Regions from separate parts of the Homo sapiens genome. Here region 1 is linked to region 2. A link is a loop called in an ENCODE intact Hi-C map of the cell type or tissue named here. Cell type or tissue: CD4-positive, alpha-beta T cell. All regions are shown on one strand. Each heading gives the region's core, and the rest is flanking DNA. Links, peaks and the distances in the headings are about the cores only.

The links. Hi-C counts contacts between places; a loop is a spot of excess contacts. Peaks named below come from ENCODE experiments on the same cell type or tissue, not always from the same donor. Only the 100,000 strongest peaks of a DNase experiment are listed, where the experiment ranks them.
Region 1: it touches region 2 in a loop (6-fold over the local background); 15 of 110 quality-filtered maps call a loop at or near these places.

Annotation. Positions count from the first base shown.
Region 1 is chr1:185,233,308-185,244,049 of GRCh38, reverse strand. All of the region lies in intron 16 of SWT1 (SWT1 RNA endoribonuclease homolog), which reads right to left. Among named protein-coding and RNA genes, the nearest start is that of IVNS1ABP, 79 kb to the left of the region's middle. In CD4-positive, alpha-beta T cell, for the core only: CTCF peaks have their summits at 5,192 and 5,397; a DNase peak (open chromatin) is centred at 5,399.
Region 2 is chr1:185,689,769-185,700,510 of GRCh38, reverse strand. No RefSeq gene overlaps it. Among named protein-coding and RNA genes, the nearest start is that of HMCN1, 39 kb to the left of the region's middle. RefSeq lists enhancers at 41-702, 5,862-6,363. In CD4-positive, alpha-beta T cell, for the core only: CTCF peaks have their summits at 4,818 and 5,019 (motif pointing right); DNase peaks (open chromatin) are centred at 5,020 and 6,210; H3K4me3 peaks cover 947 bases; H3K27ac peaks cover 645 bases.

The DNA of each region.
Region 1 (10,742 bases), core at 1,382-9,381, 460 kb after region 2:
TCTAGAATATAGGCAGCATGGGTAAATGGATGAAAGTCCATGAAAGAAGGCTGATCGATACATTCTATACTATTTTACACTCCAATAGCATACAAAACTGCTGACATTTTTATCAATAAGGTTTAAATAAAATCTGCGTAAAGTCACTATCTTTAATAATAAACATAATTTTGATTATTTTACTTATTTGTCTTATTTCAACAATTTGGCTGGAGAAAATATATAGCTACATGCTGTCAAAAATAATACATTAACTACATATATTTAAATAGTAATAAAGTAGCTTAATATTAGCAAAAAAATCAGACAATTTAAACTTAATAGTTCCAGTTACCTTATTGTTAAGAGAAAGTGTATATGTTGATTCTAAAAAGGTTTAACATGCCTTGTTAACAGGGATTGGCGCATCAAAATGTTTAATAATTCCAGAGGTTTCTGATATACGGTTAAGTATTTACTGAGTACCATCTATGTGGAAAACACTGTCCTGAGTTAAAATCAAACTTTTCTTACTATTGGAAAACACCCTTGAGGACATTGTATCACTTCTCACTACTGGCAGCTGGTTGGCCTACTGAGGTGCTAAAAGTTATTTAGAGGCACAAGAATATATTTCTCAAAATAGATAAAATTAATCCTAGGCCAGATGTGGTGGCTCACACCTGTAATCCCAGCAATTTGGGAAGCTGAAGAAGATGCATTGCTTGAGTCCAGGAGATCAAGACCAGCCTGGGCAACATGAAGAAACCCTGTCCCTACAAAAAGTACAAAAAATAGGCTGTGTGTGGTGGCACATGCCTGTAGTCCCAAGTACTCCAGAGGCTGAGGTGAGAGGATCACCTGAGCCCAGGAGGTGGAAGTTGCAGTGAGCTGAGATCACAGCACTGCACTCCAGCCTGGGCATCCGAGTGAAACCCTGTTTCAAAACAAACAAAAACCCAACTAGTTAGAATGTATCCTAGAGTATAGGGTATACTCTACCTTTACGCCTTTTATATAACTGCTTTGTAAGAATGAATTAGAACTGATCATCTGGCTTTATCCCATATACTTACTATACATACTTGTTATTTAAGTTAAAATTATTATGATAGCCCTTATTCAGACCCTTCTATTGATTTCTCCCTAATTTCATTTCTTTTACTGGTGTTTAACATCACTGACTTATTAGGTCATTTATTCCATCTGGTGGTTTTAGCATTTCTTAAAACGAGACTTAATAGCAAGGAATTTTAATTAAATATCAGAACAATAAATCATTAGGTAGAATTAGTCAGGTATAAAACAAGAAGTAAATTTTAAATAAAAGAACAGATTATAAATAAAAACTCCATAAACAAGTTAAAATATTTGTTGTCTTCAAGAAGTAATCTTCATATTATATTTAATTGCTTAATTTGGATGTGATTTGATAATTTATGATGGGATACATTTAACTCTGTCATCCAAAACTGAATTATACTGGCCAAGGGAACACTAACACCTAAGTCCACTCTAGGGGCGATGGGAATAACTGCGGCATTTCTCCGCTGATATAAGTATCAGCGGAGGTTACCTTAAAAGGTAAATATAAGGTCTTTATTTCCAATTCTTGAATGACAAATGCTGGGAAACACAGATAAGAGTTTTAGATATGTAAAATGAAATCCAGTTATTCTAAAAATTAAGTCATAGTGATGTATTATCTTCAGTAACATACAGACCCAGGTTTAAAAAAATCAGCTGGTTACTGAAAAATTCAGTCCGACTGATACGTGAATGCCACGTATTTTATCAGCTACTTTAATAAAAATTTTATTACATATTACATTTAAAATTTGATATACACATTAACTGTGCTTGTCAAACTGCAATATAGATACCATAAAAGCTCTTAATAACTGTCTATATTTTACACATATGACCTTATATGTGTCTATAATATAACAAGAACTGCCTGCTTATATTCCCTGAGTCTAACTCTTCCATTAGATCCTATCTTTCCTTCTACTAGCCCTATTTTACATAGTTGATCTAGAGAGTAATCCATAAGTAATAATCTATAGTTGATAAAGTAATCAAGGATAACAATGTAACCCGAAGAGACATTTGGGTGAATTACTGGAGGCTCCATCATCTGCTCCAGACATAAATGCCTTTTTAATCTCCTTAATCTCTCTCTCTTCCAGTCTTTCTCCTTCCTCCTGATTTTCTTATTCTTTAACCTTTCATAGCTTGCTCATCTCTCTTCTATACCTCTTTTAAAACCTCTACATTAACTATTCATCTAATGTCATAATGTAGTATAATTAGCATTCAGCCTTAAAAAAAGTTGCCTTCTATCACAAAGACTATAAAACACTCATTAAATAATCACTTACTGACCATCTACTATGTGTCATTACCTGTGCAAGGCTCCAGATACAGAAAAGTAAGACAGTTTCTGCCCTGGAGGCATTCAAAGTATTAAGGAACTGATTATAAAATAAATTATAAAAAATAAAATTATTTTTTACAAAATGGTGGCATGAAGGATGAAGCAACTAAGTCTTTTCATTTTTAAACAATAAATTGTATTATTTTTTCTTACTCAACAAAGCAACTGATATACTTGGTGATGAAAGGACAAGGTGTTGAAAGTCTGAGAAGGTAACTAAGTGATATCTGAGGAGCTGTGAAACCCTAACTGAAGAGTGGGAGGTGAAGCCTAATTATCTAAGGGTGAAAAGGCCAAGCCTCAAAGAAAGTAGGTCAGACACAAACATGAATAAACCCCTCCACTCTAGATAACAATGGCTGAATATTTTGCACACTGCAATGAGTTCAGAGTCTAAAAAGTCACTTCTAAACTTCAAAGGATGAAGTTTTTAAGGTCTTTATTTTCTACACATTAGCATGCCTGTGACAGAATCTTTAGTTTCAACAACTAGTTTAAAGAAGTAGCCTAAAGTGTGTTATCTTTGTGTAAAGTAAAGGATGACCTATTCTAAATAACCTTTTCCAAAATCTTAAGAGGTCAACTATCAATATATACAGTAAGTCAAAGAGGCGAAGTTAATAAAATTTTATCTCAAAAGCAAAAATCAGTATCTTTGAAGCATATTAGTGGATCTGAAAAGCTACTGTGATTTTAAGGTTTCTTTTCCCAGAAATAATGCATAAATATACCATATATGGTCTGTTCTTACGTTAAAATGGGGTAGGAGATTAAAAGGAAAATTAATTTTTAGAGGTTTAATAAGAAAACAAAATATATGCAAATCACACCCAAAAAACCCCAAACTTCATGACTGCAATTATTTTAGAAAAATAGCTGTCTAAAGTATTCCAAACTAAAGCCACAAGAATGTGACAGAGGTTATTAAAACTTAGAAGATTAAACAACTCAATAAAAATTAATCATCTTCCTTTCCTAAATTGAAACTGAGGTTTTATTTTCCAAAATCCTGTTCTATGATCAAGTACAAATGCCCATGCAGCATATGATTATGTCCAAACACAACGGTTAGCAGTCATTTATTGCTAAATTTAAATATGACCAAACAAAATGACAGCTAGAAAAAAAACTAAGCTATATACACTTGAGATATCTTTTAATATAAAAGCATGTCCTCAAAATGCACCTATTTATAAGGAATAGAAATTCCCTCTGCCTCTTTCCCACCCCAAATATGAGTCAAAATAATAAACCAAGAAAACACTCATTATCTCAAACATTTCAAATAAAGCTACTTCAGTTCATGAAACTCACATATGCAAAGTTTTACATGTTAAACCAAACATATTTGGGCATGAGCTAGTATATTTTTGGATTTAAAATATTACCTTTTTTTGTTTTTTAAAACATAATTTCTACCTTATTTTATAAAGGTGAAATACAAACATAAAACCTAAGCAAGTTAAAGTTTCTCACCTTCACCCTCCTTCTTAGCTTCTAAATCAGGCAGCTAGCTCATCATCTATTTCACAGAAACAGAAACATATCTACAACACTTGTATTGTTGCTTTGAATATTAGCTTTCAAGTTGAAGCTGCACGCATTTACAGTGTGCCTCAGAGTTGGATTACATGACCTGTTTAGTTAACTCTGCAAAGATGACAGTTTAAGCAAAAATACATGTAGACAATGTTTTTGATCAATATAGAAAGTAGAACTTTCCCTATTTTTAGAAATTTGCAATTCAACTCTCCAATTAATTTTGTTCCAAATGAAACTTTATCATCTTTATATACTAAGCAAAAGGTTTCTGTGGTCTTAAGAGTTACTTGATCAATCTAGACATAAGTTTACAAAAGTATAAATTAAGACTATGTAGTACTGACCAAAAACAAATCTTAAAACACTTTTGTCTATCTGAAAAAAAAATTATCAACATTGTCCTTGGCTATCTAGTGGTTAGATGAGAAAACTATTAACAAAAGTGCTCAAATTAATCCTGTATACATATAAAAGAAAAGATGAGGAGAGAAGCAATTTCTAAATGAATAGCAAATAAGCTAATTGAAGTTCTTCTCCTACCTAAAAAGAAAGTGTTCAGAAAATATAGGAATTTGCAAGATCCTCATCCCTTTTCTAACTTTGCAAAATTAGGTATTTTGCTGCCAAATATATAACCATACCGACAACTGCTCCACTAATTTTTCAATCTTAACCACAATCATGTTTAGAGTTTTCTTAAAACTGAAATACACATTTTAAACATTTCAAACTTCACATATCAACTTTAAGGAAAAAGCAAGATTAGCGCATGTAAACATAGTTAGAAAGTATTTTCACATACATCATTTCATACACTCTTCTAAAGAAGGTACCAGGATTCTCATTTAACAAGGAAAGAAACTGTGACTTAGAGGGTAAATGACATGCCCAAAGTCAGCTACAAGGGGATAAATCTAGAACTAGAACCCAAAGCTGTTAGTCTATCAAATATGTTTTCATTCACTTCTTTAACTGAAAGGCCAAGCTAAAGATCACCTGATTATCGAGCCCCAATATAACACTATATATGATCTACTATTTTTAAGATAAAAGGGAATAGAGCTAACATATAATCACTGAGCATGCATCTCAAAACCAAATGAAACTAGGTCATTTTAGCAAGCATCAAAAATGCTAATTTGCAGTCACTACAAATTGCATGCAATTTCAATATTTAATTTTAAATTTAAATTAAATTGTAAAATTTTAAAACAATATTTAGCAAAAAAATTTTTAAACTGAGCTTCTTTTGATTTAACATGATTTTGTTTCTTGAAAGATTTTAAGCACTACATGTACACTTGAAAAAATAATTATTAACTTTTATTAAATTTTAATTTAAATGCCTATTATCTGCCCGGTTTAAAAAAAAAAATTCACAATTTTGTAGTTTCCTGTTGATAAGTGAATGGTGAGTTAAGCAAACCAGTTTATTCACAATGCTCCCTACTGGTAGCTCAAGAGAAAAGCATTCTCTAATGTAACATTACAAAAAATTGCATTAGTTTTATTAAATGTGATCTCTCACCACCTGCATACAAATCCCCTGGAAAGCTTAAAAATACAACTTCCTTGCTCTACACAAATACCTACAGATATTTTTATTTAAGTTAGTCTGGGATAAAACCTTAAACTTTACATTTGTAACAAATTCCCCAACAAACAAGTTAAGAATTGCTGATGGTTAGTAATACCAACACCTTGCTCTCAAAGCACAATAGTAACCCCATGAAATGCTCTGGGAAGGTATTATTATGGCTGTTTTATGAACACTGAGGCTCAAGATAGCTTTAAAAATTTTCCCCAAGCCAGGCAAGGTGGCTCATGCCTGTAATCCCAGAATTTTGGGAGGCCAAGAAAGGAGGATCACTTGAGCCCAGGAGTTCAAGACCAGCCTGAGCAATATGGCAAACCCCATCTCTACAAAAAATACAAAAATTAGCTGACTGTGGTGGCATGTACCTGTAGTCCCAGCTACTCAGGAGACTGAGGTGGGAAGACTGCCTGAGTTCAGGAATTCGATGCTACAGTGAGCCGTGATTGCTCCACTGTACTCCAGCCTGGGAAACACAGTAATACTCTGTTTAAAAAAAAAAAAAATCACCCCAGGTCACATGCTAAAAGGTAGCAGAGCTACCAATCTTTTCTTATCCCTAGTGCTAGGTGTCCTTAAGATGAAAGAGTAACAAATTGTATTAGCCTTAAAATTCAAGTAATTATTTCTTTTAGATACTGCTTATGTAAGCAATACATGCTAAATCTTCTTAACCCTGGTTCCACCCACATCAGTTGGGGAGTCTGTAGAAATGTCTGACCAGGTCCCATTCTCAGATTCAGATTTAATAGGATTAAGGTAGGGCCCAACCACTGTTACTTTAGTATTATTATTATTTTATTATACTTTAAGTTCTGGGGTACATGTGCAGAATGGGCAGGTTTGTTACATAGGTATACACGTTCCATTGTGGTTTCCTGCACCCATTAACCCATCATCTACATTAGGTATTTCTCCTAATGCTATCCCTCCCCTAGACCCCACCCTGACAGGCCCCAGTGTGTGATGTTCCCCTCCCTGTGTCCATGTATTCTCACTGTTAAATTCCCACTTATGAGTGAGAACATGCAGTGTTTGGTTTTCTGTTCTTGTGTTAGTTTGCTGAGAATGATGGTTTCCAGAGTCATCCATCTCCCTGCAAAGGACATGAACTCATCCTTTTTTATGGCTGTATAGTATTCCATGGTGTATATGTGCCACACTTTCTTTATCCAGTCTATCATTGATAGGCATTTGGGTTGGTTTCAAGTCTTTGCTATTGTGAACACCGCTGCAATAAACATATGTGTGCATGTGTTTTTATAGTGGAATGACATATAGTCCTTTGGATATATACCCAGGAACGGGATTGCTGGGTCAAATGGTATTTCTAGATCTAGATCCTTGAGGAATCATCACACTGTCTTCCATGATGGTGGAAATAATTGCCACCAACAGTGAAAAAGCATTCCTATTTCTCCACATCCTCTCCAGCATCTGTTGTTTCTTCACTTTTTATGATCGCCATTCTAACAGGTGTGAGATAGTATCTCATTGTGCTTTTGATTTGCATTTCTCTAATGACTAGTGATGATGAGCTTTTTTCATGTTTGTTGGCTGCATAAATGTCTTCTTTTGAGAAGTGTCTGTTCATATCATTTGCCCACTTTTTGATGGGGTTGTTTTTTTCTTGTAAATCTATTTAAGTTCTTTGTATATTCTGGATATTAGCCCTTTGTCAGATGGATAGATTGCAAAAATTTTCTCCCATTCTGTAGGTTGCCTGTTCACTCTGATGATAGTTTCTTTTGCTGTGCAGAAGCTCTTTAATCAGAACCCATTGGTCTATTTTGGCTTTTGTTGCCATTGCTTTGGGTGTTTTAATCATGAAGTCTTTGCCCATGCCTATGTCCTGAATGGTATTGCCTAGGTTTTCTTCTAAAGTTTTTATGGTTTTAGGTCTTATGTTTAAGTCTTTAATCCCTCTTGAGTTAATTTTTGTGTAAGGTGTAAGGAAGGAATCCAGTTTCAGCTTTCTGCATATGGCTAGCCAGTTTTCCCAACACCATTTATTAAATAGGGAATCCTTTCCCCATTGCTTGTTTTTGTCAGGTTTGTCAAAGATCAAATGGTTGTAGATGTGTGGCATTACTTCTGAGGCCTCTGTTCTGTTCCATTGGTCTATGTCTCTGTTTTGGTACCAGTACCATGCTGTTTTTGTTACTGTAGCCTTCTAGTATGGTTTGAAGTCAGGTAGCGTGATGCCTCCAGTTTTGTTAGGATTGCTTAGGATTTTTTATTTTTTGCTTAGGATTGTCTTGGCTATGTGGGCTCTTTTTTGGTTCCATATGAAATTTAAAGTAGTTTTTTCCAATTCTGTGAAGAAAGTCAATGGTAGCTTGATCGGAATAGCAGTGAATCTATAAATTACTTTGGGCAGTATAGCCATTTTGATGATATTGATTCTTCCTACTCATGAGCATGAAATGTTTTTCTATTTGTTTGTGTCTTCTCTTATTTCTTTGAGCAGTGGTTTGTAGTTCTCATTGAAGAGGTCGTTCAAATCCCTTGTAAAAGTTGTATTCCTAGGTATTTTATTGTCTTTGTAGCAATTGTGAATGGGAGTTCACTCTTGATTTGGCTGTTTGTTATTATTGTAAAGGAATGCTTGTGATTTTTGCACATTGATTTTGTATCCTGAGACTTTGCTGAAGTTGCTTATCAGCTTAAGGAGATTTTGGGCTGAGACGATGGGGTTTTCTAAATATACAATCATGTCATCTGCAAACGGAGACAATTTGACCTCTTCTCTTCCTATTTGAATACCCTTTATTTCTTTCTCTTGCCTGATTGCCCTGGCCAGAACTTCCAATACTATGCTGAATTGGAGTGGTGAGAGAGGGCATCCTTGTCTTCTGCCAGGAATGCTTTCAGTTTTTGCCCATTCAGTATGATACTGGCTATGGGTTTGTCGTAAATAGCTCTTATTATTTTGAGATACATTGTATCAATACCGAGTTTACTGAGAGTTTTTAGCATGAAGGGCTGCTGAATTTTGTCAAAGGCCTTTTCTGCATCTATTGAGATAATCATGTGGTTTTTGTCTTTGGCTCTGTTTATATGCTGGATTACATTTATTGAATTGCGTATGTTGAACCAGCCTTGCATCTCAGGGATGAAGCTGACTTGATCATGGTGGATAAGCTTTTTGATGTGCTGCTGGATTTGGTGTGCCATAATTTTATTAGGATTTTCGCATTGATGTTCATCAGGGATATTTGCCTGAAATTTTCTTTTTTGTTGTGTCTCTGCCAGGTTTTGGTATCAGGATGATGCTGGCCTCATAAAATGCATTAGGGAGGATTCCCTCTTTTTCTATTGTTTGGAATAGTTTCAGAAGAAATGATACCAGCTCCTCTTTGTACCTCTGGTAGAATTCAGCTGTGAATCTGTCTAGTCCTGGACTTTTCTTTTGGTTGGTAGGCTATTAATTGCTGCCTCAATTTCAGAACTTGTTACTGGTCTATTCAGGGATTCGACTTCTTCCTGGTTTGGTCTTGGGAGGGTGTATGTGTCCAGAAATTTATCCAATTCTTCTAGATTTTCTAATTTATTTGCATAGAGGTGTTTATAAGTAGTCTCTGATGGTAGTTTGTATTTCTGTGGGATTGGTGGTGATATCCCCTTTATCATTTTTTATTGCATCTATTTGATTCTTCTCTCTTTTCTTCTTTATTAGTCTAGCTAGTGGCCTGCCATACAAGAGCTCCTGAAGGAAGCACTAAACATGGAAAGGAACAACCGGTACCAGCCACTGCAAAAACATACCAAATTGTACGTAAAGACCATCGACACTATGAAGAAACTGCACCAACTAACGGGCAAAGAAAACCAGCTAACATCATAATGGCAGGATTAAATTCACACATAACAATATTAACCTTAAATGTAAATGGGCTAAATGACCCAATTAAAAGGCACAGACTGGCTAATTGGATAAAGAATCAAGATCCATTGGTGTGCAGTATTCAGGAGACCCATCTCATGTGCAAAGACACACACAGGCTCAAAATAAAGGGATGGAGGAATATTTACGAAGCAAATAGAAAGAAAAAAAAGCAGGGGTTGCAATCCTAGTCTCTGATAAAACACACTTTAAACAAACAAAGATCAAAAGAGACAAAGGCATTACATAATGCTAAAGGAATTAATGCAACAAGAAGAGCTAACTATCCTAAATACATCTGTACCCAATACAGGAGTACCCAGATTCATAAAGCAAGTTCTTAGAGACCTACAAAGAGACTTAGACTCCTGCACAATAATAGTGGTAGACTTTAACACCCCACTGTCAATATTAGACAGATCAATGAGACAGAAAATTAACAAAGATATCCAGGACTTGAACTCAGCTCTGGACCAGGCAGACCTAACAGACATCTACAGAACTCTCCGCCCCAAATCAACAGAATATACATTCTTCTCAGCACCACACTGCCCTTATTTTAAAATTAGGCCGGGCGCAGAGGCTCACGCCTGTAATCCCAGCACTTTGGGAGGCTGAGGGGGGTGGATCATGAGGTCAGGAGATCGAGACCATCCTTGCTAACATGGTGAAACCCGGTCTCTACTAAAAATACAAAAAAATTAGCTGGGCATGGTGGCGGGTGCCTGTAGTCCCAGCTACTTGGGAGGCTGAGGCAGGAGAATGGCATGAACCCAGGAGGCGGAGCTTGCAGTGAGCTGAGATTGCGCTACTGCACTCCAGCCTGGGCGACAGAGCAAGACTCCGTCTCAAAAAATAAATAAATAAATAAATAAAATTGACCACATAATTCGAAGTAAAACACTCTTCAGCAAATGCAAAAGAATGTAAATCATAACAAACAGTCTCTCAGACCACAGTGCAATCAAATTAGAACTCAGGATTAAGAAACTCACTCAAAACCGCTCAACTACATGGAAAGTGAACAACCTGCTCCTGAATGACTACTGGGTACATAATGAAATGAAGGCAGAAATAAAGATATTCTTTTTGAAACCAATGAGAACAAAGACACAACATACCAGAATCTCTGGGACACATTTAAAGCAGTGTGTAGAGGGAAATTTATAGCACTAAATGCCCACAAGAGAAAGCAGGAAAGATCTAAAATTGACACTCTAACATCACAATTAAAAGAAGTAGAGAAGCAAGAGCAAACAAATTCAAAAGCTAGCAGAAGAAAAGAAATAAGTAAGATCAGAGCA
Region 2 (10,742 bases), core at 873-8,872:
TATCACTCCTCTCATTCCTTTGGCTTCATATGAAGGTGCACAGAGATTAGCAGAAGAGCAGGAACACCAGGGGATGCCCAGACAGCCTGACCCAGAGAAGAGTTTAGAACTTTTCCTCTGGCAGCAATAAAGATATCAAAATGAAGACGAACAGTGACCCCTAAAAGCCACCTATAAGTCTCTATACAGAGACTACTATGTCAGCAAAGGCTAGCAGCATCAGACAGAAACAGGCTAAACCAGAATGAGGAGAGGACTCCTCTATCACTTGCTATTCAAGTCTGACCCTCCAAAACGCAGTATCAGCATCACCTTGGAATTATTGGCAGTGCAGAGTCTCAGGCCCCACCCATCAACCTCCTGAATCAGAATCTGCATTTTGTCAAGACCAGTAGGGGTTTCATATGCATATGAAAGTCTGAGAAACAATGCTGTAAACTACGGCTGTCATCAGTTAGGGGAGCAGAGCTTGCTCTCCGTTTCCACTGAGTTGCCTCCAGCAGGCACTGTGAGGACACATAGGAACCTAGGGTCTGAGGAGAGGTGGGAGGAAAGTTCCAAAGGGAAGAAAAAGAAGAAAGAGCGTATAAAAAAGTGCACATAATCCCATTTATTTACTTTTGCTGTTGTAGCCTAGGCTTTTGGTGTGATATTCAAAAAATCATTGCCAAGGCGAATGTCAAGGAACTTTCCCCTATGTTGTATTCTAGTTTTATGGTTTCAGGTCTTACATGTAGGTCTTTTATCCATTTTGAGTTCATTTTTGTATATAGTGTAAGATAAGGCTCTAATTTCACACTTTTGCTTGTGGAAATCTAGTTTTCCCAGCACCATTTATGGACGGGATTATCCTTTCCCCATTGTGTCCTCTTAGAGGCCTTGTTAAAAATAAATTGACTATATATGTTTAGATTTGTTTCTGGACTCTGTACTCTCCGTTCCATTGGTCTATGTCTCTGTTCTTATGCCAGTACCATATAGTTTTGTAATATAATTTACATTCAGGAAGTGGAGTGGCTTTAAGTTTGTTTTTCTTTCTCAGTATTGTTTTGGTTCTTCAGGATTATTTGTGGTTCCATGCAAATTTTAACATTGTTTTATCTATTTCAGAAGAATGCCATTGGAATTTTGATAGAGACTGTGTTAAATCTATATATATATTTTTTGGGCAGTAGGAAGATTTTAACGATATTAATTCTTTCAATCCATATACACAGGATATTTGTCCATTTAGGTAACAACAACGAAATGGAAAGGCAATCTATGGACTGGGAAAAAAATATTTGCAAACCACGTAGCTGATGAGGGGTTTATACCCAAAGTTTATAGAGAACTCTAACAATTCAATAGCAAAACAACAAATAACCTTATTTAAAAATGGGCAAAGGACCTGAACAGACATTTCTCCAGAGAAGACATACAAACGGCCAACAAGTATATGAAAACGTGGTCAACATCACTAATCACTAGGGAAACATCATTAGGGAATGCAAATTAAAATCACCATGAGATATGATCTCACACTCACTAAGGTGGCTATTATCAAAAAGACAAGAGATAACAAATGTCGATGAGGGTGCAGAGAAAAGGGAGCCCTAGTACAGCGTTATCGGTAATGTAGATTGGTACAGCCATTGTTGAAAACAGTATAGAAGTTCCTAAATAAATTAAAAATGGAACTACCATATAACCCAGCAATCCCTCTTCTGGGTATATATCCAAAGGAGATGAAGTCACCACTTCATAAAGATATCCATGTTTTTTGCAGCATTATTCACAGTAGCCATGATCTGGAAACAACTTAAATGTCTGTCTAAAGAGGAATGGATAAAGAAAATGTACCACATGCCTGTAGTCCCAGCTACTCGGGAGGCTGAAGCAGGAGAATCACTTGAACCCAGAAGGCAGAGGTTGCCGTGAGCCGAGATCGTGCCACCTCACTCCAGCCTGGGCGACAGAGCAAGACTCCATCTCAAAAAAAAAAAAAGAAAAAGAAAAGAAAATGTGCCAAACACACAGACATACACACACACACACACACACACACACACACACACACACACACACACAGAGGAATATCATTCAGCCTTAACAAAGAAGGATATCTTGCTATTTGCCACAACATTGATAGACCTGGATGACATTATGCTAAGTGAAATAAGCCAGACACAGAAAGAAAAATATTGCATGACCTCACTTATATGTGGAATCCTTTTTAAAAAAAAAAAGAAAAAAAGGTCAACTATAAGACAGAATAAAACAGTGGTTACCAAGGACAGCAGTGGGGGATAAAAGAAGATACAGGTTAAAAGACACAAAGTAGTAAATATGTAGGATAAAGCCTAGAAATCTAACATATAACATGAAGACTCTTGTTAATTAAATTGCATGGTATTTGGGATTTTTGCTAAGTAAGTAGATTTTAATTGCTCTTATCACACACAAAATAAACTATGTAAAATGATAGATATGTTCATTTGTTTCACTATAGTAAGCATTTTGCTATTTGTATGTATCCTATAACATGCTATAAACCTCAAATATATATAATAAAATTTATTTTTATAAAAGAGAGAGACAGAAAGGCTAAACACCTGTAATCCCATCATTTTGGGAGACGAAGATGGGAGGATTGCTTGAGCCCAGTAGTTCAAGACCAGCCTGAGTAACATAGGGAGACCCTATCTCTACAAAAAATTTAAAAATAAAAAATAAATTAGCCACAGGTGGCATGCACCTGTGGTACCAGCTACTTGGGAGGCTGAGGTGGAAGGATTGCTTTAGCCTGGGAGGTCAAGGCTGCAGTGAGCCATGATGGTGCCACTGCCCTCCAGCATGGGCAATAGAACACGATCCTGTCTCAAAAAGAAAAAAAAATCTACATACATCAAATTTCAGATCACCAAGTAGAAAGTATTAAGGAAAGGAAAGGGAAGAAGTCTTAGATAATATTTAAGAATGAAGTTTTGGTTGGGCCTGGTGGCTTGTGTCTATAACCCCGGCATTTTGGAAGGCCAAGACAGGAGGATTGTTCACTTGAGGCCAGAAGTTTGAGGCCAGCCTGAGCAACACAGAGAGACTCCATCTTCACAAAACCAAAAACAAAAAAATTAGCCAAGTGTGGTAGCACGTGCCTACAGTACTAGCTACTTGAGAGACTAAGGAGGGGGATCACTTGAGCCCAGGAGTTCAAGGCTGCAGTGAGCTATGATAGCCCCATTGCCACCAGCCTGGGTGACAGAGCAAGACCTCATCAAAAAAGAAAAAGAAAAAGTTTTCAAATGAACAGTCTTAAGTACTCAAATAAGACTGACTCAATAATCAAATCAATAAAAATAACATGAAATGTAGCCAAGATAATTTTACAATTTTTAAATGACAGCACACATATTTAAAATCAGTAAGAATAAATACAATCATCCCATATTTATATTACAATATGTTGACAGTCCTTAAGAGGGTACTTCAACAGTGATTTGTTTAACTGGCAAACATTTATTTAAACTCTTTTAAATGCCAGGCACTATGCTAGGTGCTAGAAATGCAAACAAACAAGACATGGCCCTAAGGGACTTAAAGATGTAATGGGTGAGACAGTCATTCACTTGGCAAATATTTATTTATTGAGCCAGGCACTCTTGTGAGGGCTGAGAAATAAGAGTGAAAAACACAAGCATAATCACTATGTGTGGTGTTTACATGGTAGGGGGGAAGGCAGATGATACATGAAACACATAAGAAAAAGGTATAGTATGTGGGATAAAGCTAAGAAAGTAAAGTAGTGAAGTAGGATTGGAAGTGTAGGAAGAGTGTTGCAATTTTAGATGTGTGGCCAGAAAGAAGTATGAGTTTTGACTAACCCTGAAGGAGGGAGGGAGCACACCATGTGGGTGTATGGAAGGAGAGTACTCCAAGCCGACTGAGCTGTAATTCAAAGGCCTTTCTGTACCAAGACCATTGAGAAGGCCATGTAGCTGCAGCAGAAGGAGGACGGGTGGTAGAGGAGTTGAGGTTGGAGCGGTAACACAGGCCAGTTAGAGCAGGTCTTGATGGCCACCATGAGAACTTAAGCTTTTCCTCTGAGTGACGGAAAATCCCTGTTTTTAAGCAGGGGAATAACAGTAATCTGATTCATGTTCTAATAGGATAAAGCTGGTTGCTATGAAAGGAAATTACAAGTTGTTAGATTCTGAGTCTGTTTGTAAGGTGGAGTCACCAATATTTGCTATTGAATGTAAAAAAAAAAAGATAATATATAAGCAAATGAACATAATAAAATATTATTGTGCTTTGTAACTAAATTCTGTAAATCAAGACTTATATAAATCCAAAGAGCTCTAGAGTTGATTCACACACAGCACACCAGGCCCACTCTTGCAGAACTTCATGCTGGAACTACATGTTCTTTAAGCTACACAGAGCACTGCTGTATACCCAGCGGACATCATATAGCTTTTCTATATTGTGATGAGGAAACTTGGAAAATGAAGTCACAGGATGTTATAGTTGAAAACTGTCTTCTTTTCTTGGACCAAGGTAAACCCCACGTTGGGGTAGTTCTTCTTTTCTTTTTTTAAAAACCACATGATGGTAGGTAAATGTTGGAGTATTTCTTACAGATTTCCCCAGCGTTCTGAAGTTGTAAGTTCTAAACCCATATGTTCCCTTCATTCAAGTTTACTAAAGATACACTAATGAGGTTCCTCCTATTAGCCCCTTCTGTACTAGCACTAACCCAAAAGATGGTCTCTGAAAGTCTCTTCAATCCTTAAGAAACCCAAAACTAATTTTTCAAGGTAGTTGAACAAAAAGTGGTAAACAAGGGTCTCAGAGAGAAAACATTCTGAAGTGCACTGAATCTGAATTATAAATTTCTAAATATCCAATCATAAGTCTCAAGTTATTTTCAGACAATGTTCATCCATTCTACCTTTCTTTTTGAAAGAATCTATAAGCCAGGATCATAAAATCACAAGAATTTACATTTTAAACATGTAACCACAAGGTGGAGATCTAAAGCAAAGATTAGTTTTCACAGCAGGGCTCAATTTAGAATCCAGAACTTCTTATCTAAGGTTAGAGTTGTACCTATCCTCAAGAAATTGACTTATTATTTTAAGCTAGAAGAAAACACAGTGCTTATATATCAGTATTATTTTATATAGATTAGAAACATATATGGCATACAAGTATTTGAGGAAGGTTTAAGCAGTACTATGTCAGACAGCAAAGTGGAGACATCGATCATATTAGAAATGTCAAGTTTTAAATCTAAAGTAGGAAGAACACTATTGTTACCTCACTTGATCATGAGTACATTTAACAAAGGCTAATGTGATTATTTTAGTCCAAATATATGGTTTATATTGAACAACTAATCCTTTAACCTGACAGCACTACCAGACTAGTGGTTCTAAAGATTCTAAACCGAATGAATCTTTTTTTTTTTTACTTCATTGGTATGTGGTAATGGGACTGACTTACCAAGTTAGACCCTGGTGACAGCCGAAAACTCTCACCTTCTTTTTAGATGAGTGGGTTTTATCAGTTTCCCTGATTATACACCAAACACATTTGTTTAATTCACAAACTATCCTCCAGGTTTGCTCATCTAGAAGTTTCATTATTTTAAAAAAATCCATTTCTTTTGCTTTCTTTCACTGTCAATAAGTATTCTTTCCTATAGAAACAAACAACAATCGAAACAGAAAATCTAAGCTAAATAACAGATAGAAAACATGGTACGATCTTTTCTCTCGGCTTCTTCTACTTCCAGGTGCCTTTACTTATCTTAAGAGATCATAAAACAGAAGTTAATTAAATTAACTACCCTCTTCCCCAACCCACAACCTCAGCTGAAATTCCTGGCAGCAAACGAATGCCTTAAAGTTCCTCTGTTATTTTTTATTGTAATGAAAGAACTCATTTGTGGAAACTGTATATCCTCTTAGCTTACTCAGATTCTAAGGCCTTCAATCTTCAATTTATTAAGAATTTTGATCACCTATACCTTAGAAAATTGAAAGGGAAGGCAAGCACAAACTCAAGTATTGTTGCTTTCAGCTATTAGGTGGGAATTTCCCCTCATTCCTCAGCTCTGATTGATCTCATCTCAGTCACCTGCCTGTGTTACAAGTCGTGAAGGAGAGCTCCAAGTTGCTTATTTACATAACGATCAAAGTTTGGGACCTGCACTTAAGAGACCTTTGATCCTGTACACCTTGATTTAGAAATCAAATTGGGACTCTAACAAGAAACATTTGTCCCTTCCGCTGCTTTCTGGTCTCAGCGAGGCCGGAAATACCAAGAGAGGACTTCGCAGTAGTTTAGAACTTCCGCTTCCTGTTCTGGACGAAAGCAGAAGTGGAGAAACATGAAAATGTTAACCAAGAAGCACAATATCCTTTTGCAGACCACCAAAACATTGAAGTTAAATTTAGTTCAAATGTTGCCTGTTTACTTAACCAGTGTAAGTTTATGTGACACCATATTAAACCAAAACAACATCTGTAGAAATAGCCCGGGCGACGTTGAGAGACCCTATCTCTAAAAACAAAGCAAACAAATAAAAATCTATCCTTGAACCGGGTGCAGTGACACAGGCCTGTAGTTTCAGCTACTAGGGGGCTGAGGCGGGAGGATTGGGAGTCCCAGCCCAGCCTGTGCAAAAATAGCAACACCGGCTCAAAACAAAAATGTGTAGGAAGCTTTCAGATCACCATGACTGATTTGCAGAGGAACCTGAGAGAGTGAGAAACATTATCCAGAAGTGATTCCTGGAGTGCAAGTAGGATGGTTGGGCCAGATGATCAGTTACTAGCTTAGATGGCAATAGGGGCTGTTCAATTTTTCATTTTTCTAGGTAGTTGTACTCAAATTTTGTATGCATCAGAATCACACGGAGGGCTCCTTAAAATGCAAATTGCTGTACCCATCCCACCCTCACCCCCCAGTTTCTAATTTTAGTAAATTTGGTGTTGGGTCAGAAAATTAACATTTCTAGTAAATTCCTAGGTGTTGCTGATTCTGCTGATCTGAAGACTACATTTGGAGAACCACTGCTCTAAGTAATTTGCCTGTGAAAATGGGAAAACATCTTAAACTTTATCAAATGTTGGGATCTCATTTTAAAGAGGAAATAAGACAAAAGAGTTAGGAGCATAGGGTTTAGAATCAGCAACACTTGGGATTTGAATCTGGATCTGTCCAAAGCCATGAGTCTGGGCAAATTGCTTAACCTCCCTGAACCACAGTTTCCTTATCTAGAATGTGAAATAATAATCATATCTGTCGCTGAGAACCAAATAAAGTATTCTATGTAGGTGTCTGGCATATGGTACCCCATAAATGATTATTATTTTTAAGATTACAGACAGTATTAGAAAAAATGGTCATATGTAGGCAATACTTTCTGAGATCTAGTGATGGGAGAAAGTTTAGTCAAAATACAATCTGTATTTGTTTTGGATTTAGATTAAATGAAAAGAGATTGATACAGCTTAAAGAACAATCTTTGTCCTTTCAAATAAATAACTCTCATAAGATCCCTGGTTCTTTCTTGAAACCTATCCCTGATTCCCATTTCTTTATTGCCATTTTAAAGTTTATTCTAACATTTATTTCTTTATTCTGTCCCTTGCTGCTTTATTTCTCTATGCTGCTATTTACACCAAAAAAAAAAAAAAAAAAAAAAAACACTAAACTTTTTCTTCTAGCAATTTTCTTCTAGCAAGAAGAAAAAGTAGTGGAGTTAACACTTTCCAGTTACCACCAAATCAGAATTTGAACACAAAGAATAACTAATCAACTGAAAAAAAGAATAAAATTAACAACACCTGTTGTTAACTAAACTGATGATATTTAAATTAATGTATACTGCCCAATTTCATTGTTAATGAGACATCTGTGCATTTTCACCAAAGTAATAGTATATTGCATCCCAAAGCAAAGTCAGAACTAGAAGAAAGTGAACAGCAATTCTCCATCTCTTCTAATGATTAGAAATGGGTTCAACTTAATGCATGAGACATGTTTGCTGATAAAACGGATAGTTCATTCCTGTATCAGGCAAATATTCACTGGGAGCTTACTATGTGCCTCTTTCTGTGACACTGGGGATATACTGGTAAGTAGAAGAGCCCAAAGGCCTTACTTCATGGGGCTTTATAGTCTAGTTGGGAAAACAAACATTAATCAAATAAGCACACAAATATATAAATAAAGAGAAACAGTGATAGGTGCAATGGACCAAAAATACAGGTTAAGTAACACAGGGACAGTGGGGGTTGGAGCAGCACAGATAAAAGTCCCCAGATGCTATGCAAAGGCCATGAAGTGACAGGAGCATGATGGTACATTGGAAGATATTAAAGAAGACCAGACATGCTGGAGGTGACAGTGAGGAGGAAGGATGGCTAAGTCAGGATCACGGAGTGTCCTGTCGACCGTATGAGTCTTCTTCCCAGGAAGGAAGAGAAGCCACCAAAGGATTTGAAGAAGAAAATTGGCATGATCTAATTCACATTTTTAAAAGATCACTTGGGCTTCAGTGTGCCAAATAGGTTGCTGGGTGTAGGGGAGTATAAAAGAAAAGGGGGAAGGAATGGCAAGAATGGTAACAAGAGTCCGTGCAGTTTAGGGCATTACTGTTACAGCCCAGGTGAGAGAGAGATGATGGTACATTGTACTTTGTTGTGATGAAATAGCTTAGTTATTCATTGTAACCTTCTTTAGTGGAAATTTGTGCAAAGAAAAAAATATCATTTTTTCAGATGTCAAAATATTGATGTGCCTGAAAACCTATAGATGGATCATATAATTGTTGAAGTTCCCTTCCATACTTTGACATGATTTAGAGAATTTCAAACGCACATTGTCGCACAACCAGCCTTAAGAGTGATACTTTGTTTTGTTTTGAGGCTACCAAATAGATGGCCCAAAAGATCCATTCACATGGGTGTCTGAACTCACCATTTGATATTTCATTTTTGTGTGATAAAGGCTTATCATTTCTCGGGAACCACTTGAATAAATATTTCCCAGAGGAAAATGTTTTCTAGGTAAGACACCAATGAGGATTAGAAAAGAACTAGCTAAGAACAAACCTTTGGAAAAATAGGACTGAGGATCTTCCCTGGGGAGGAATTTATTATAATCATAATCCTGAAAGATACCATCTCAAATGTCATAATCCCAAATGTTGAAATCCTTAAAAATCAAAATCCCAAAAATATAATTCTGGAAAAAAATTTTAATTCTTTCAAAGATATTTATTTACATTTTTAAAATGGGATTTACTTGAAAAACATATTTAAAAAATAACAGGCCAGGTGCAGTATCTCACGACTGTAATCCCAACACTCTGAGAGGCCAAGGCGGGCAGGTCACTTGAGTTCAGGAGTTTGAGACCAGCCTGGGCAACATAACAAAACCCCATCTCTACAAAAAATACAAAAATTAGCCACACATGATGGCATGTACCTGTTGTCTCAGCTACTTGGGAGGTTGAGGTGGGAGGATCAATTGAACCCTGGAGGTCAAGGTTGCAGTGAGCCATGATCGAGCGAGCCACTGCACTCCAGCCTGGAAGACAGAGTAAGATCCTGTGCCCTGAGAAAATAAAACACTTCATAGGCCACTTTACACAATAAGAGAGGCAATAATAACATAACTATTTTTGCAAGCATGAACACTCAGGTATGCTAACAGTCACATAGATATATCAGTTATGAGCAGACAAATCATATTCATAAAGAAACAGGTCAAAAGAGAAATGTATAAACCATATGACTACGGTTGGTAATTTTGTGCTCCCAGCTTTATAACTGCAGTCATCTGCAATACTGTGACAAACAATGTAAGTTGTTTGATGAGATCAGTCAGAACGTGCAATGGGTCACCACCACATATGCAGTTGCCCAAAGATCAGAGATCTTGAAAAATTTTATCTTTCACAAATGCAGATGTACAAAAAGGACATCTCTTCATGTATTGAGAAAGTTTCAATGTTTTTACATACATGCACAATACTTATCCGCAAAGTGAACATTATAACACACTTTCATGGAGTCAAATTTTTTAAAAAAAAAATGCATGAAATGAATCAGAATCAGAAGTCTCTAAAAAATTCTACACAGTTTATACCTCCAGTATGGGAAATGATATGAACATGAAATACATAGCATATAGAATGATAAAAAATAATACAATTTAAAACAGTAGAAAAAAAAACAAAAAAGAAAAAGAATTTTTTTTCTTTTTTTTTTTCTGAGACAGAGTCTCACTCTGTCACCCAGGCTAGAGTGCAGTCATGCAATCTTGGCTCACTGCAATCTCCACCTCCTGGGTTCAAGGGATTCTCCTGTGTCAGCCTCCTGAGTAGCTGGGATTACAGGTGCCAGCCACCACGCCCTGCTAATTTTTGTATTTTGGGTAGAGACAGGGTTTCACCATGTTGGTCAGGCTGGTCTTGAACTCCTGATCTCAAGAAATCCACCCCCTCTCAGCCTCCCAAAGTGCTGGGATTACAGGTGTGAGCCACCGCACCCAGCCAAGAAAAAGCAATTAAAAACAAAACTTGACATATGAAAAAGTGAATTACAGGAATAGATTATGGGCAATTGCATGGATATAGTCCATAAGAGTTAGCCAACTTTCATGATTATTAACTATATTTTGAAGTCTGGCATCACAATAAATAGCTGCTTTTTTCTTTTAAGGCTCTCCTTGGAGAATACATTTAC